Regions from separate parts of the Homo sapiens genome. Here region 2 is linked to region 1. A link is an interaction called in ENCODE POLR2A ChIA-PET data of the cell type or tissue named here. Cell type or tissue: HepG2. All regions are shown on one strand.

Region 1 (8,000 bases):
CAACAACAACCAACGGCTATAGAAGAAGACTCTTAGACACAATGGAAATGTAACGATAAGTTTGTCAGTGCGTGGTTTACAGCATCATGGGAGGTGTGTTACAGCCATCATACTGAACTTTCCCACCCACCTCCTACTGCCTCCCAGGGCATTCTCTAGGATTTTGGCTTCAAGAAAAAAAAAATTCTTATAGTCAGCCCAGCCTTATGTGGTTATCCACAATGGTGTAATTTCAAAGGAAAGAACCTAAAAATCACTTTCCCACTGATGCTTGAAAGCTTATCATTTTATTTGGGTGGAGATGGGTAATCCTGAGGTGTCAATTTTTGCCTCCTCAGTGCAAAGGATTTCAGTGGCTCTGGGGTCAGGGGGAAAGAGGACAGAGAAAAAAGTGGAGGTTGCCACTGGCAATGAACATAATCTCTGTGGGCATTTTGCTAAGGACTGGACCACTTTCTAGAACACTCCCTCTTTTACAAAAGGAACTCTACCTAGAATCCAAAGACCTGGGTTCAGGTCCTAACTCTAAGACTCAAGTCCTAAATTCATGATGTTTTCTCTCTGTGTCTCAGTTTTGCTTTAATGAAATGGCGATGATGAAAATATCCGCTCTTCATACCTTGCAAGACTGTTGGGAGAGCCCATTGAGGCCATGGTTTGTGAATGTGCTTTTCAACTGTGCACACGATAAGAATGGAGAAGTGATATTGAACAGTTTATTTGGAGGGAGTTTATTTGGAAACCCCATCCACTGTGATTTATTAGAGAAATACCCACACTTTTTCATCCCTGTTCTTTGGATGAAAGACTCCTGAAGACTTCACAGTGTACCTTGTCTACAGTGGGCCAAAAAGGGATCCCTGTTCTTGGTTATAATCTGGGAAATTTAACCTCAGATTCTCAGTGACCCCAAGACTCTCAGCATCCCTGCGGTCTTAGAAGTGTTGACAGTCCTCCCTGCATGTTGCAAAATAGCACCCTAGTGCTGCATAAATATCACTTCTGAATCTGTTTGTATTATACATTTGTGGTAACTGTAGGTACACGTCTTCATTTCTTCTTGATTCATTTTGATGTGGTAGCTATGCAAATGGTACCTGGTTTGGGACTGACCCAACCATATTTGACCAATTCCTAATTTTTTATAGACAAGGAATTAATTGTTTGCTTGTTTGATTGTTTCTATTATTTGTTGATTTGTTTCTCTGACTGAAGTTTCAACCAATATTTCTTTCTATCACCACCCAGCAGACTCACCTTCAGCCCAATCATTGTACTCTCAGAAAATGCAGGCCGGCATGGTGGCTCACATCTGTAATCCCAGCACTTCGGGAGGCCAAGATGGGCAGATCACCTGAGGTCAGGAGTTCAAGACCAGCCTGGCCAACATGGCCAAAAACCCCATCTCTAGAAAAATACAGAAATTAGCTGGCGTGGTGGCACATGCCTGTGGTCCCAGCTCCTCAGGAGGCTGAGGCATGAGAATTGCTTGAACCCCAGAGGCAGAGGTTGCAGTGAATTGAGATCACACCACTGCACTCCAGCCTGGGTGATAGAGCAAGATTCCATCTCAAAAGGAAAATAAAAGAAAATGCAAACACACTATAATATTAGCCTAAGCAAAACTGTTAATTCTGATTTACAAAAATTCTTACTTGCTTGGCTTTGAAATGCATTGTGTAATAATGCATTTCAAAGCCAAGCAAGTAACAATTTTAGGTTATGTACATTTCTATAAATATAATAATTGTATTTTTATTTATTATTCTATCCTGGCTCTTAGCCGAATCAGGAGATTCTTTAGGAATGGACCATGTACCAGTCAAGTCTGTCAGCAGGATTCATCACCCTGTTCCTTTTTGTCCTAGAATATACCAACTTCCTTTCATTGAAATTTAACTGAAAAAACTTTTGTAAATATCAGTGTGTATTTGTGATTTTCCAGTGATTAAAGTGTAATGTTGTTATCCAATTAAATAATTAACATGTGGAATTTAGTCACAGGTTTCAAGTGCTTTCTCTGCTGATCTTTTAAGCATGTTAGTATATTTAGATATGAGTGAAGTAATAGCTACCTAAACAGTCCCACCTTGAAACAGAGAAGGAACTTATTGAAGGCATTTTTAGAACAGTGGTAGCTCATAGCATCAATCAGCCTCCTCTCGGTTATGTCCTTCAAGCTAATGGCCCCGGAGTGTATTCATGCATGCAAATAAGCAAGGAATCACGGTCCTGGACTGATGCGATGCCTTCATTCTAAAACAGTCTTGTTTGTTCCAATGAAAGCTGCTGATTGCACCGTGACTATTCATCCCTCCAACTGGTAATAAATTCATTACACTTGTATTTAGTCTTTTCTTCTCAAGACTAATTAATGGTAAGCTTAAGACACTTTTAATATGCTAAGATGTACACATTTATGCCTATTATTATATACATTGAAAAATTAATCTCATTTAGCAAAACAGATCCATTTCCTCAGCCAGAATAAGAAAAAAGATGGCTCTGTAATGAAGCTATTAAAGCCTTTTCTATCAGCATTCAAAATTTAAAATAAGTTGCTTTACAGATTGAAGAAATCAAAAGATGGCTTCAGGCCCTCAGTCATGAGAAGCAATCCAGACTTAAAGAGGAAGAAAGAATGTGACATGTAGGAGGTAATTAGAAAACTTAAAGTGAGTTCTATTTCTACAGGAAAAATGATGGCTTTGAAACATATCCTTCCAATTTAACAGCTGTCTCTCCTTTGGCTCAAGAGGATGGGTGCGCGCGCATGCGCACACACACACACGCGCGCGCGCACACACACACACACACACACACACACACACACACACCACAGACCACAGACCAGGAAAGGCCTTATAGGGGCATATAATTCAACTCACTCCTTTCTTAGGTGAGGAGATCGGAGTTTCAAAAGGAAATGCCTTGCTTAAGGGTACAGCTAATGCTTGCTGGAGCCAAGATATTGCCCCAAGATTTTCACTCTGATGCAGCGAACTGCACTCGGGGACTGCACTCCTGACTCCTAAGGAGTGGACCCTCAGCTGGTTTCTGGCCTCCCGGCAGAATCTTAAACTGCAGAAAAGATACTGTTCCTCCCTCTGGCAGGCCAAGAGCACATCCAATCCAAGGGACCATAATTGAGACTCCAGGATTCCAGGGAAACCAGAGAGAATCACCCCAGAATCATCCTAGTGCTCCTGCCTTTCTTTTCTCCTATTGAGATAAATGGGCGTGGAGGGGCTCTTAACGCATTAGACTCGAATGCACATGGAGCTGTTTGCAAGTGATTCAGGAGCCAAATGGGAAAGCAGGTTGTGCTGAGAGGTAACCCGGCCCCAGGAAAAGCAGGTGGAGGGGAGGGGGTTTGCTCGCACTCCAAAACAAGGCAAGTACAGGGCCACCCACAACACAACGTGCAGTCTTCACCCAAGCCACTGCTGGCTGACTTAGCTGTGGTTGTGCTTTGTGTCTCCTAGCAGCCAAATGCCTTCTAAAGAAATAAACATCAAACTTTTAAAGAGTTCAAGTTGGTTTTATTCAGAAGTCTGACTGAGGACTATAGCCCAAGAGGAGTCTTTCAGAGAGGTTCTGTCAGACACCTCCAAAGCTATGTTTTAGTTCACAGTTTATATGCGGGTGATGAAGGTTTAGCACGTGTACAATCACATCAAAGCTTGGGTGCAAGAGTACATCTGGTTATAATTACAGAAGCATAATCATTAACCCTGTCAGATGTTATCTTACGTGCAGAAAAAGGCAAGGGCTAGGATCATTCATCTTTCGAGAAATATAGTGACTCAGGCAAGAAGCTTTGTGAAATTTTGCTGGCAAACAGAAATGAGCACACGTGGCTTCTTACATTTGCTACTTTATCTCACATGGTGATGTGAGGCAAATGCAGCAACTCCTGAGGTACACCAACCAGGGACACATCACCTCCTGGGATTGCTGATGCCGTCTTTTTATAATTTTAATTTTTGTGGGTACACAGTAGATGTTTGGCGCCCTTTTTTTTTTTGAGATGAAGTCTCGCTCTGTCACCTGGGCTGGAGTGCAGCGGCACGATCTTGACTCACTGCAACCTCAGCCTCCTGGGTTCAAGAGATTCTCCTGCCTCAGGCTTCCTAGTAGCTGGTATTACAGGCATACACCATCACGCCTAGCTAATTTTTGTATTTTTAGTAGAGGCGGGGTTTCACCATGTTGGCCAAGCTGGTCTCAAACTCCTGACCTCAAGTGATCCACCTGCCTTGGCCTCCCAAATTGCTGGGATTATAGGCATGAGCCACCACACCCAGCCTCATGCCCCACTAAATAGCAGCACAAACACAACTTTTATCTGTTTCTTTCCTGGCAGAAGTTTGGATAGCTGTACCCTAGGACATGGATACAGAAACCCTGAGTGTCCAGTGGCGGAACTACTATGTGAGGAACACATTTATTTAATCAACATACCTTTTGCTAAGCAAGGTCTTCACTTTCAGCCCTCGGCTGGGAGAAACCTCGCTGCTACATGGAGCAATTCATTAGCAAGGCAGCCTGGATTCCCATAGTAAATGTCTTTATTTCCTTCAAGCACAATTTAATCTGACTCCTCCAATGGTAGGAATATGACCACATTAATTGGCAAAGATCCCTACCCTGATCCTGCAAATGACTGCCTCAGAGGCTCTCTAGATCCATCTGCCTTCAATGTTTTACTGTTGAGTCCCTTTATCATTAGGCTATGGGTCATGCCAATAACTTCAAATGCAATATCAATAACAATAATAAATCTTGAGGTGGGGCATGGTAGCTCACACCTATAATCCCAGCACTTTGGGAGGCTGAGGCAGGAGAATCGCTTGAGGCCAGGAACCTTGGCAACATAGCAAGACCTGATCTCTACAAATAAAAAAATGAAAAAATTAGCCAGGTATAGTGACACATACCTCTAGCTCTAACTACTCAAAAGGCTGAGGTGAGAGGATTGCTTGCCCAGGATTTCGAGCCTGTAATGAGCTATAATCACACCACTGCATTCCAGCCTGAACAACAGAGTGAGACCCTGTATCTAAAAAGAAGGAAATAAACAATCTTGAAATCTTGAACCATGTACTACTATACAGATGTTCAAAGAGCTCATGAAACAGGACAATATTTTTCATTTTCCAATAATGGGTTTGGCACTTTCTTCAGATAAAACAAATTGAGGAGCGGGGGTTGTTTTACTGGAACTTAGAAAAAGTTATCACTAAATAGGGAAATAGGCAGAAGGCTTTGCCTCCAAGAAGCAGGGAGGAAACCCAGAGATGCCCTTAGAACAGAAAGCCATGCAGACTCAAGGTCGTTGTATCCCTTTGGTGACTTCTTAGACTGAATTTCCACATGTGAGTCACAGACTGAGACGAAAGAATTAGTCTCTGGAGTCTCACTTCATGCCAACCTCGGATTCCCAGCTCTGGAACCAGCTCCTAGGCAAGGTCCTAACATAAGCCTTTGCTAAACTCTGCTGCAGGCATGGCCCAGTGTGCAGAGAAAAGGGTCTTCTACTCACTCATGCAGCTTCTGCCCCAGATGCTGTGGAGAAACAAAGAGGATGGAGATGCAAGCCTGAATCTCAAGGTGGTTCCCGAGATAATGTGTGACTAATTCCACGTGAAAGTTGAGACACTGGAGAGACACTGCAAAGATAGAGTGAATTTAGACACAAATACCTTCTGGCTGTGGGGATCAGAGAAGGTTTGGGGCCATGGGGAATGGTGACAGGAGGGTACCCCGGGAAAAGGGAACAGAAGCAACAAAGACCTAGAGGAGGGAAAATTAGACGGACTGTAAGTGGAACAGCACGTAGCTTGGTTCGACAGGCACATCAGATTCAGAGTGTTTAGGGGAGAGCCGACTGGGCAGCTGATGAGCTGAATGAAGAAAGAGGCTGATGAGCTGAATGAAGAAAGAGGGGTGGGGACAGGCAGGATGGAAGGGCCTGGGGTCCCAGCCAGCCAGAATTGTGGTCAAATAATAATTCTTTATTTAACCATGTGAACTTGAACAGATTCTTTACCTCCTATCCAGACCTTACTTCCTCATGTGTAAAATAGGAATCGTAATAGCACTGACATCATAGGATTGCATGTGGATTAAATTATCTTAGAAAATGCCTAGCATATCATAAGCAGACAATAGTTATTTTTGTTATTTGTAATAGTTATTTTGTTATGTTTGAAATGATTACTTCCAGGAACAGAATTTCTCCTAGATGAATTCAGAACATTGTGTCACATGTAGTGGATATGTTTTGGGATTATCAAACCAGGGTATTTTTATCTCCTGTGGTCTCAAGTCCCTAGTCATCTTGGACTTCCTATCATACCTGGTCAACTCAAATCACAGAGTTTCTTCCATCATGTAAGAGAAGATGCTCTTCCACCATTAACACTGAACCAGGAAGCTTAATGGCCCTCCAAAGGAGGCTATGATGTAGAGGAAGTCCTTTCGATAGAGGAAGAAGAAAACAGAGCCCATCCCTTCTAGCCTCAGTGGATGGTGGAAAAGAAAGAAACAGAAAATACTTGAAGGCTGAATGCATTTGTCCTTGCTTTCTCCTTCAGGAGCTAAATCTAGGTGGTGGAGGTGGGGAAGCTATAGAAACATCTAAGTGTAGAGAAGCCTGAGATCATGGGGCAGGAAGGCAGCAATGGGATGCTTCCCTGGGCTCACTGAGGAAGGCCCCAGACCTCTAAGAGGAGCCCTGCAGGTGTTCTAGAGAAATGGTGATGCAGCCACGGGAGGAGGCAGGGAGATGGAGGAGTCTGACCAATGCCCTAATATGCCACAGCAAACGGTGAGGTGCAGGGATCCATAAATTCCTGTATGCCCTACTTAGGGGTGGCAGATGGGCAGAGGCCCAGAGTAAGGTCAAAGTGATCATTATGTGTGGTGCCTTTGCTATCAAGGACAAGTGGCCAGGACCACAGACTCCAAAAGACCAGATGGGGCACATTATTCCTCAGCAATCCATCCTGAAATCCATCCTGCAGCAGAGCCAGCAAGGATCCAGAATTCTAGAACAGTATATGATTCTGATCTTCCTCCTCCCCTCCTCCAACATGCAGTCCCTGGAAGCTCAACCATATTAGAAAGTAGCAAGGGCAGGGACTGAAACCCAAAAGATTTCACATGTCCAGAAATGAATGATTTCAACTGAAGGGAGTCTATGTACATTCAAAAAGACTGTATATCATGAATAGCTTCCCCACCTCCCATGAGATGGGGGCTCCTGAAGATTCAATCAATGGTAGAAAAATCAAGAAGGTACAGTTTCCCTGTACATCCAAGTATAGCGTCAGCCAACATTACACATAATTATGATGAGAGGCAGCCGGAGACTGGGGACTGGATTAGGGAGAAAAGAGGAAGAAAAGCTGTCACTCTGGAGATGTATGATAGAAACTGGAATTGTCACACAGGAATTCAGTCCTTCTAGATTCAGTCCTTCTAGAATGGTGCTTGAAACAAAAAGAAGTTGGTATGTCCTCACTGTGGACAGTACAGAGACGTGTCATTGATATAACATATGGTAGCCCTTTATATCAGCAGCTTTGCTATTTGTGACTTTGTGAGCAATCTCAAAGATCCATGATGTGGTCGGTCATTCGTTATTTTGCGAAGTGTAAGTTTCCATCTTGCACCCCAGCAGCTAAGCCTACCCAACAACAAAGCAGCCCCATTTCAATGAGGCTTTCTTGTTCTTTACTCAATATTGTATTTCATGCTCTCATGAAATAATAAAAAACTATATTCCTTTGTGGGGGAATATGCCCCTCAAAGAAAGCCAAGGGTTTTCTCGGAATGGAAGCTGGTGCTGGTTTTGAAAGTAAAGAAAGAAATGAAAATGTTATTAGGTGAAGAGTTAAGGACTCTCTAAGAAAAGGATAGATTTTAGCCCATCTAAAGTTTGGATAACTTTAAAGAATATAATGAATATTAAGAATCTCTAGTTCCAGTCCATG
Region 2 (8,000 bases), 570 kb after region 1:
TTTCTCTTTAAATGGTGGGATAACTTAAGTCATTTGAATCAGTTTATTGACCATGAAAAATATATAGGATGTGGATGTGGAGATAAATGATTAATAAAGTACTGAAAACTTTCTCTACTTAACCTTAGAATAGGCTGGGCACAGTGGCTCACGCCTTGTAATCCCAGTAATTTGGAAGGCTGGGGCAGGCGGATCGCTTGAGCCCAGGAGGTCGAGACCAACCTGGGCAACATGGTGAAACCCTGTCTTTACTAAAAATACAAAAAATTATCTGGGCATGGTGGTGCATGTCTGTGGTCCCAGTTAGTCAGGAGGCTGACGCGGGAAGATCGCTTGATCCTGGGAGGTCGAGGCTACATTGAACCATGATCATGCCACTGCACTCCAGCCTGGATGATAGAATGAGATCCTGTCAAAAAAAAAAAGACTGGCCATGGCGGCTCATGACTATAATCCCAGCACTTTGGGAGGCCGAGGTGGGTGGATCACCTGAGGTCAGGAGATCGAGACCAACCTGGCCAACATGGTGAAACCCTGTCTCTCTAAAAATACAAAAAATTAGCCAGGCATGGTGGCGGGTGCCTGTAATCCCAGCTACTTGGGAGGCTGAGGCAGGAGAATTGCTTGAACCCGAGAGACGGAGGTTGCTATGAGCCAAGGTCATGCCACTGCAACTCCAGCCTGGGCGACAGAGTGAGACTCCGTCTCAAAAAATAAAAAACAAACAAACAAAAAACCATAAAACCCCCAAAACTTAGAATAATTTGAAAAAAAGTTGGCTCCCAATTAGAATACTCATATGCCATCTTGATACTTTACATGTGTGAAAAACACATTTGCTTTCTCTTGTATCACACATACTATATATATGCACTGATATTTGTAAAAGTCATGTATAAGAGATCATTGTAAAAAAGAGAGAACAAATAAAAACTAATTTAACTGTCCAAACACATGTTCATGACAAGTTTGGACAAGTAGGTAAAGCTCTTCACTTTTCACATGTTGCAACAAACATTTTGAGAACATTTGTAGAGTGCTTTTCTATTTCCCAGGTGCTTTATATATAATTTAATTTTTGTCATAGTTCAGAAAAGTGTTCAAAGGAAACTATGTGCTTAGCTAACTCAAAACAGTTCTAATTAACTTTCCATATTAATAGATTAGACTGGTAGAGCAGATTCAAGAACAATTAAATGGTATATAAATAATATGTCCCAATTTCTATCTTTCTAAGCTGACTTTGTGGTTTAATCATTCTGGAAGTATCACTTGATACTTAAAGTCAACCATTGCTTTTGGTAATGACATTGGTTAGGTTAAACATTCTTTTAAGCAGTATATGCAAATTAGTCAAGTCTGTGTTTTCAGAATTACATTGAACAGAGAGGCTATTCATAAAATGGGAATTGAGTTGCACTTTACAACAGGGTTTCTTAACCTTGGCATGGTTGACATTTGGGCTGCATATTCCTTTGTTATGGGGTTCCATTCTATGCATTGTAGGATGTTTAGCAGCATCCTTAGGTTCTACTCAGTGAATGCCATTATCTCCTCCGCCCCGATGACAACAAAAATTACATCAGATATTTCCAAATATTCCCAGGGAGGCAAAGTCACCAGTAGTTGAGAACCACTGTTCTGCAAAGTCAAGCCATCTTGTAGGGAAAAAAAAAAAATAACAGAAAGAAAGGCTAGTGTTCATGTTAAACAGATTCAGATTATGAAATATGTATATATCAATATTTAAAATTTAGCCTTGATTAATGCACTTTTAAAAACTTGGTATAGCTAGATTTCTCAAATTTTAAATCTGAACACAGCTTTATTATCCTTAAAGGTTATATAATAATGTGTAATGAGAAAAAAATATATATCTGTTTCTTTTAAAGCTGAATGTTTTATAGATTCAATAGAATAACTCATGCTTTGCTAACCCTGAACAGTTAATTTATAATTTCAGGAGAAACTGCATAGCAAGTATTTATTTTATTGAAAAGGAAAAACAATAAAAATTACTACATAAAAAAATAAAGCTACTGAAATAGATCTTCCCCTAAAATAAATGACTTCACTCTGGAACAGGACTGAGTGACATTAAGCATGACTTTGCCCAATTCTGTAAAGCCAAGTCATGCTGCACAAGCTGGCACACAGAGGCCTGAGAAGATGTCCTGGAGTAGGAAGAATCCTGGGGGCTCCACATCCACCTTGGGAGGAGAAACAAGTGAGACAGGTGGTGAGGACAAGAAGCCTGACAAAAAGCGGAACCCAAATGGGATCCCTCAAGCTCATCAACATGCCAGATTTAACTCATTCTTTTTTTTTTGAGAAGGGTCTTGCTCTGTTGCCCAGGCTGGAGTGCAACAGCAGGATCATGGCTCACTGCAGCCTTGACCTCCTGGGCTCAAGCGATCCTCCCATTTCAGCTTTCCAAGTAGCTGGGACTACAGGTGCATATCACCACGCCTGGCTGAGTTTTTATTTCTTGTAGAGACAGGGTCTCGCCATGTTGCCCAGGCTGGTCTCGAACTGCTGGGTAAAGTGGTCCTTCCGTCTTAGCCTCCCAAAGTGTTTGGATAAGAGGCATGAGCCACCGCACCTAACCTAGACTTAACTCTTAACCTTCTTTTTCTCTTCCATTGCTCCTGCAGCTGTGGCTGCCTGCAGCCCATCCTGCCCCCAGCACCTAGAGTCATCTTTAGAAATGCAAGCCTGATCGTGGAATCCACCTTCCTAACACCCTTCAGTGCCCTCCTCTTCGTTACACCCTTACTATACAAACGATAGTCCATGGACCAGCAGCATCAACATAACCAGGGAGCTTGTTAGAAATGTAGAATCTGGTCCATCCCAAACCTGACGAAGCAGAAGCTGCATTTTGCCAAGATCCCAGGGAATTTGTGTGCCCGTTATGGTTTGCGAAGTGCTTCCCAAGAGAACATACGGCAAGCCAGAGGGATCTTTGCAGATCTTGCTCCTTTCATTCTCTGGCCTCATCTTGTCGCTCTCCTCCATCCGTGCCCACATCCCCACTGTACTGGACCGCTTGCAGCTCCTTGAATGCAGCATAGTCTTGTTTTCTTTTTTGCAGTGATTCTACATCTTTCCCATCTTCTCCACCTGGATGCCTCCATCCATCCTTTCAGACTTCCCTTCTCTAGCAAACCTTTCTTGCTAATTCCCATGTCTAACACAACACTTCCCCATACTGCATGGCCATTATCCTTTCTGCATCAGACTGTGAGCACCTTGAAGGCAGTGGCAGTGACTCATTCATTGTGGCATCTGCAGATTCCAGTGGACTGCCAGGCATGCAATAGAAAATCAAAAAAGATTTACTGCTAAATAATCCTCAACTCCAGTGGCAGCTCCATGTGCCATTTCTCTTCCGCTCTGGCCTCGGCTCTTCCTGTGCCTACCTGGGGCTTGGCTTTCACCTAGGTGTCTGCATGGAAGGGAGAGCGACCTGGAGGACCATCGCCAATCCATCAATAGCCTCCCGGTTGAGATGACTTCAGCTCTGATTTGGAAGAGCTATGATATTGTTTATAGGAGTGAATTAATATGTGTAAAGGTTACAAAGTAAACAGTTAAATTAAATTAATTGTGCTGGAGCAGGTCAAACAGGCTTCTGAGAGATGAACATACACATCTCTATTAACTCCACATTCAGTGAGTGTGGGTAACTTGAAATTGGCTGGGTCACCATTTACATCATAGAAATTGGCAAATAGTACAAATTAGGGCTCCCTCACCCCTACTCGGGCATAGAGCTGGTACACTAGCACACCTCTGGTTATACATGCATGCGTGTGCCACCAGAACAAAACACCTAACAGCAGGCACGTTGCCTCTGTTGCCCACCATTACAGCTCCCGCACGGAGCAGACAGACTCATGGCAGGAATTGAATGCATGTTTGTCGAGTGGAAGCATGAACAAATCCACAAAATGCCCAAGATGAGGCAAAGAAGGACATTGGCTCAAATGTTAAACATAAGTTAGGAGCTGAGATAATGCCCAGAGGAAAAATGTTCTGTAATTCTAAGTAAAACCCATCTCTAAGGCAGGATGCTGCTTATGAGGGCTCCACAGACAGATGGGGGAGGCCTGGGTCCTGCCCTTGGAAAGAGTCTGACAGCTCGACTTCTGGAAACAGCCATCTGCACAGGTCAACATCTTCTTAGCTGACAGGGAGCAGATTTGCAGACCACATCACATTTGAAATTCCAGAAGAAACTTCTTGGAGTCTGCTCTTGTGCAAATGAGCCTAGAAAGCCCGTTAACTTTGGGTGGAGGCTTCCACTGTTTGGCTATCCCAAGTGGGCCCAAAGCTAAGGAAAACCCACCAGCCCTTTGCTTCCTGCTTCCTCTATTTGTTTGCCCCAGGAAATCAGAGGTGATGACATGATTTGGCTTGGGCACGACAGGAATAAACGATATTTAAGAGACGTCATAAGCGCCTCCATTTTGTTCTTGATTGCTAAGTAGCCCCGAACCAAAACAGCCAATTAAAAAAATTAGAATCTTAATTACAGATTTCGAAATTCCAGCACACCACAACCGACATGGCTTGCACCTAGCCGGGACCCTGCCTGCACCTTACCCTCTGCTTCGTTCTTGAAAATCCCTCTCCTTGGTGCTGAATGTTATTTTTTTGAGCATGGAGCCCCTGGTTGCAAAACACCCTTCCCTGCTGGATGCTGGTGTCACCTCTGATAAGCCTGTGCATGTAATTCTCCCTTGGACACGGGGTGTATGGAAGGTCTCCTCCCCGCAACCAGTACCTCCCCTCTCCCTCCCCACCACCCACCTCCCACCATCAAGGGAGGGCAGCTGTGTGAGTTCATGTGGCCTTGAACTGCCTGCTTCCAGCTTCCTCTAGTTCCTCTCTGGCCTTCTGCCAATTTCCTTCGACAGATTATAGCCAAACCTGTTGGAGTCAAAACAATTTGCATTGTTTAAGAAAGCAATGCTTTCTCACAAAAGGGTTTGCATTAAAACAAGATCTGGGAATCCCCAGGACGGATGGGAGGGCGGGAGGGGCGGATGGAGGGATGAAGTTCAGTTTAGGGTACAGGGCATCTTGGAGGAGGCAGTGACACTTGCTAGAAATGTAGAATCTGGGACTCAGCGGGGTGGCTCACGCCTGTGATCCCAGCCTTTGGGAGGCCGAGGCAGGCGGGTCACCTGAGGTCCGGAGTTCGAGACTAGGCTGACCAACATGGACAGACCCCTGTCTCTACTAAAAATACAAAATTAGCCTGGCGTGGTGGTGCATGCCTATAATCCCAGCTACTCAGGAGGCTGGGGCAGTAGAATCGCTTGAATCTGGGAGGCAGAGGTTGTGGTGAGCCGAGATGACACCATTGCACTCCAGCCTGGGCAACAAGACTGAAACTCTGACTCAAAAAAAAAAAAAAAGAAAAAAGAAAAGAAAAGGAACGTACAATCTGGTCCACCCCAAACCTGCTGAAGCAGAAGGTACATTTCACCAAGATTCCAGGGAATTTGTGTGCCCATTACAGTTCAGTCCAGGGAACAGGGATGACACTTGAGTATTGGAGGATGAGCTCTTTTGGGGGGTCAGCTTTGTGCTGACCAGGAAGATCCCTTTAGAAGGGGCATGGTCAGTGCATGGGGCTCATTTCAGTCTAAGGCCTCTCATCCAATGCCAGAGGAGCACATTCTCCACCCTCTGTTTGGGGTCTGGGGCTCACTGTGGGAGGGAGGCCTCGGGGCTTTAGTGCTCTGGGGGTGGAATCTCGGTCGCTTCCCCGTGCATGCTCCTGCTCCAAAGTGAGGCTCCCTAAAGCCACGGGCCCAGGGGAAGGCTCCCATTTGCCAAAGCTGAGTCTGTTTTTCCGGGGCAGTCTTTGGATGATCTGGAATGTGCTTTGAGATTTCTCAAAGTCATAGTATTTTAGTCTCATTTTGCAGGGAATATCTGAGTTATTCCCATTTTGTAGGGATGCATTCCCAGAGGCATGAGGGTTGGGCTCCTTTTTCTTCCACTGGGGAAGCTGGGTGCCCACTGAAATGGGGTCTTCTGCCAGCACTGAGGATAAGGGAAGAGGAAGCCCTCGCTCTTCTCTGACTCGTGGCCTCTGGGGAGACAGCAAACTCTTAGCCTCTGGCCTGAGCCAGGCTCACCAAGAAGTCTGTTCCTCAACAGAGTGGTGTCTGAGCCAGAAAAACTGAAACTGGTCATGATGCCATGTCTGTGTAAGTCTTGATCACTCGCCTGGCAGGTGTGGTCTGTGACAGTGCTGGTTACATGAAGGCACATGGGCCCTGCTGTCACATTTCAGTAGAGACTCTGGTAGACTCAGGATGTGTCATGCAGCAACACAGAGACAGCTTAGGGTGCACGTGTCCATCCATCTACAGCCATGACAAAAAAGTCTTGGGTGCAGGAAAAAGATGTGACCACACCATAGGTACGATGTAGGGCCTGGGGTCCTTGACCCAATCAGCCACCACCCCAATCCAGTCACTTGTTGTCAGAAAACTTGAGGTAGAGCGTGTGGGCGGCTCAAGACAAACTTAAGGTCACTGCCTGGGACACCCTATTAGGACCAGAGGGTGAAGTTTCTAGACATTGTCAGGCATATCCTAAGCAAGGTAGGGTGTGAGGGGCACCAGGGAAATGCTGGTTGTCTGCCAGAGCCTGGAGGGGAGGAACAGCATGGGCTACTTTAATAGTGTTCTCAATTCTCTGCTCCTTTTGAGCTTTTGGATCTAGAGGGTATTCTGGCTGGAATGCAAATACTTGCATGTGTAATTTTAGTAAAAGTCAGTAAAAAGGCCAGGGCATAACCTCACCTCAAGCCTTCCCAGTTGCTGGGGTGTGTGGAGCTGTGCAGACACACCACCCTCTGAGTTGGAAGCCTACACACTCACTGCCTGTTTTCCAGGCTTCTCATGCAGATGTTTTGGGCCAAGGACCAGGTTTAGAATGAGAATTGCTAACAGTTTTAGGAGGATTTTCAAATGGTCCTCATGGCCGAAAGTTTTAGAGAGCTTTAGGTGTGCCGTTTGCAAAAGAGAGAAGATGTGTAGGCAACATTTGTAGAAAAGGTGGCTTCTCATAGTTAAATGACAGAAACTCTTCCAAATTAATGCCGTAAACAGCTGGTGGGAATAGGATTTGCTCCAGCTATGTGCGAGCATAGCCCGGTCATGGCTGGTAAAATTTAAATTACACACAGGCTTTGTTCCAGAAATTTTGCACGTGTGAATCTATTCCACAGAAACAGAAGTACCAGACTGCAATGTAGTATGTACAAGGATGTTTATTGTTTGCAGTGGCAAAAAACTGGAAATAATCTGAAGGCCCATCAACAAGGCAATGATTCAATCAATCATGATACATCTGTATTAAGTGAGATTACGTAGCAATCCAAAAGAATGAGTCAGCTATCTAGATAGCTGTTGTTCCAAAGAGTTTCATGATGCAATGTTAAGTTAGGGAAGCCAAATTGCAGATGAATAAATATTTTACATACATAGTATTTTTAAAAGGCATAATCAAGTTAAAAAGCCCTCACTTGTGTATCTGAGCACAGTTAAGGTGGAGCCTACATCTCAGGCTGGAAGGAGGGGACAGGACGGGGGAAAATGGGTGGGGAGGAAAGAAAACAAAGAGTAGGCAGGGCGTGGTGGCTCACACCTGTAATCCCAGCACTTTGGGAGGCCGAGGCAGGTGGATCACCTGATGTCAGGAGTTCGAGACCAGCCTGGCCAACATGGCAAAACACTGTCTCTACTAAAAATACAAAAAAATTTGCAGGGCTTGGTGGTGGGCACCTGTAATCCCACCTACTTGGGAGGATGAGGCATGAGAATCGCTTAAGCCTGGAAGGTGGAGGTTGTAGTGAGCCAAGATCACGCCACTGCACTCCAGCCTGGGCAACAGAATGAGACTCTGCCTCAAAAAAAAAAGTATAGAAAAATGAGTAGAAAGCATTGAATTAAGTTAAGTAAAAATTTAGAATA

Evidence for each region. ChIA-PET counts read pairs that join two places held together with the same protein. Peaks named below come from ENCODE experiments on the same cell type or tissue, not always from the same donor. Only the 100,000 strongest peaks of a DNase experiment are listed, where the experiment ranks them.
Region 2: POLR2A ChIA-PET joins it to region 1 with 5 read pairs; 1 of 35 experiments calls an interaction of 5 or more read pairs at or near these places.

Annotation. Positions count from the first base shown.
Region 1 is chr20:5,293,215-5,301,214 of GRCh38, reverse strand. It overlaps PROKR2 (prokineticin receptor 2), which reads left to right. Exons shown (of 3, transcript NM_144773.4): 3 at 1-1,997. Among named protein-coding and RNA genes, the nearest start is that of PROKR2, 20 kb to the left of the region's middle. In HepG2, no CTCF peak of the experiment used is centred here; a DNase peak (open chromatin) is centred at 3,744; H3K27me3 peaks cover 1,160 bases.
Region 2 is chr20:4,727,740-4,735,739 of GRCh38, reverse strand. PRND (prion like protein doppel) reads right to left here. Exons shown (of 2, transcript NM_012409.4): 2 at 7,280-8,000. PRNT (prion locus lncRNA, testis expressed) reads left to right here. Exons shown (of 2, transcript NR_024269.1): 2 at 2,655-4,458. It also overlaps the pseudogene IDI1P3. Among named protein-coding and RNA genes, the nearest start is that of PRNT, 8.9 kb to the left of the region's middle. RefSeq lists an enhancer at 6,124-6,233. In HepG2, no CTCF peak of the experiment used is centred here; a DNase peak (open chromatin) is centred at 4,779; H3K27me3 peaks cover 1,560 bases.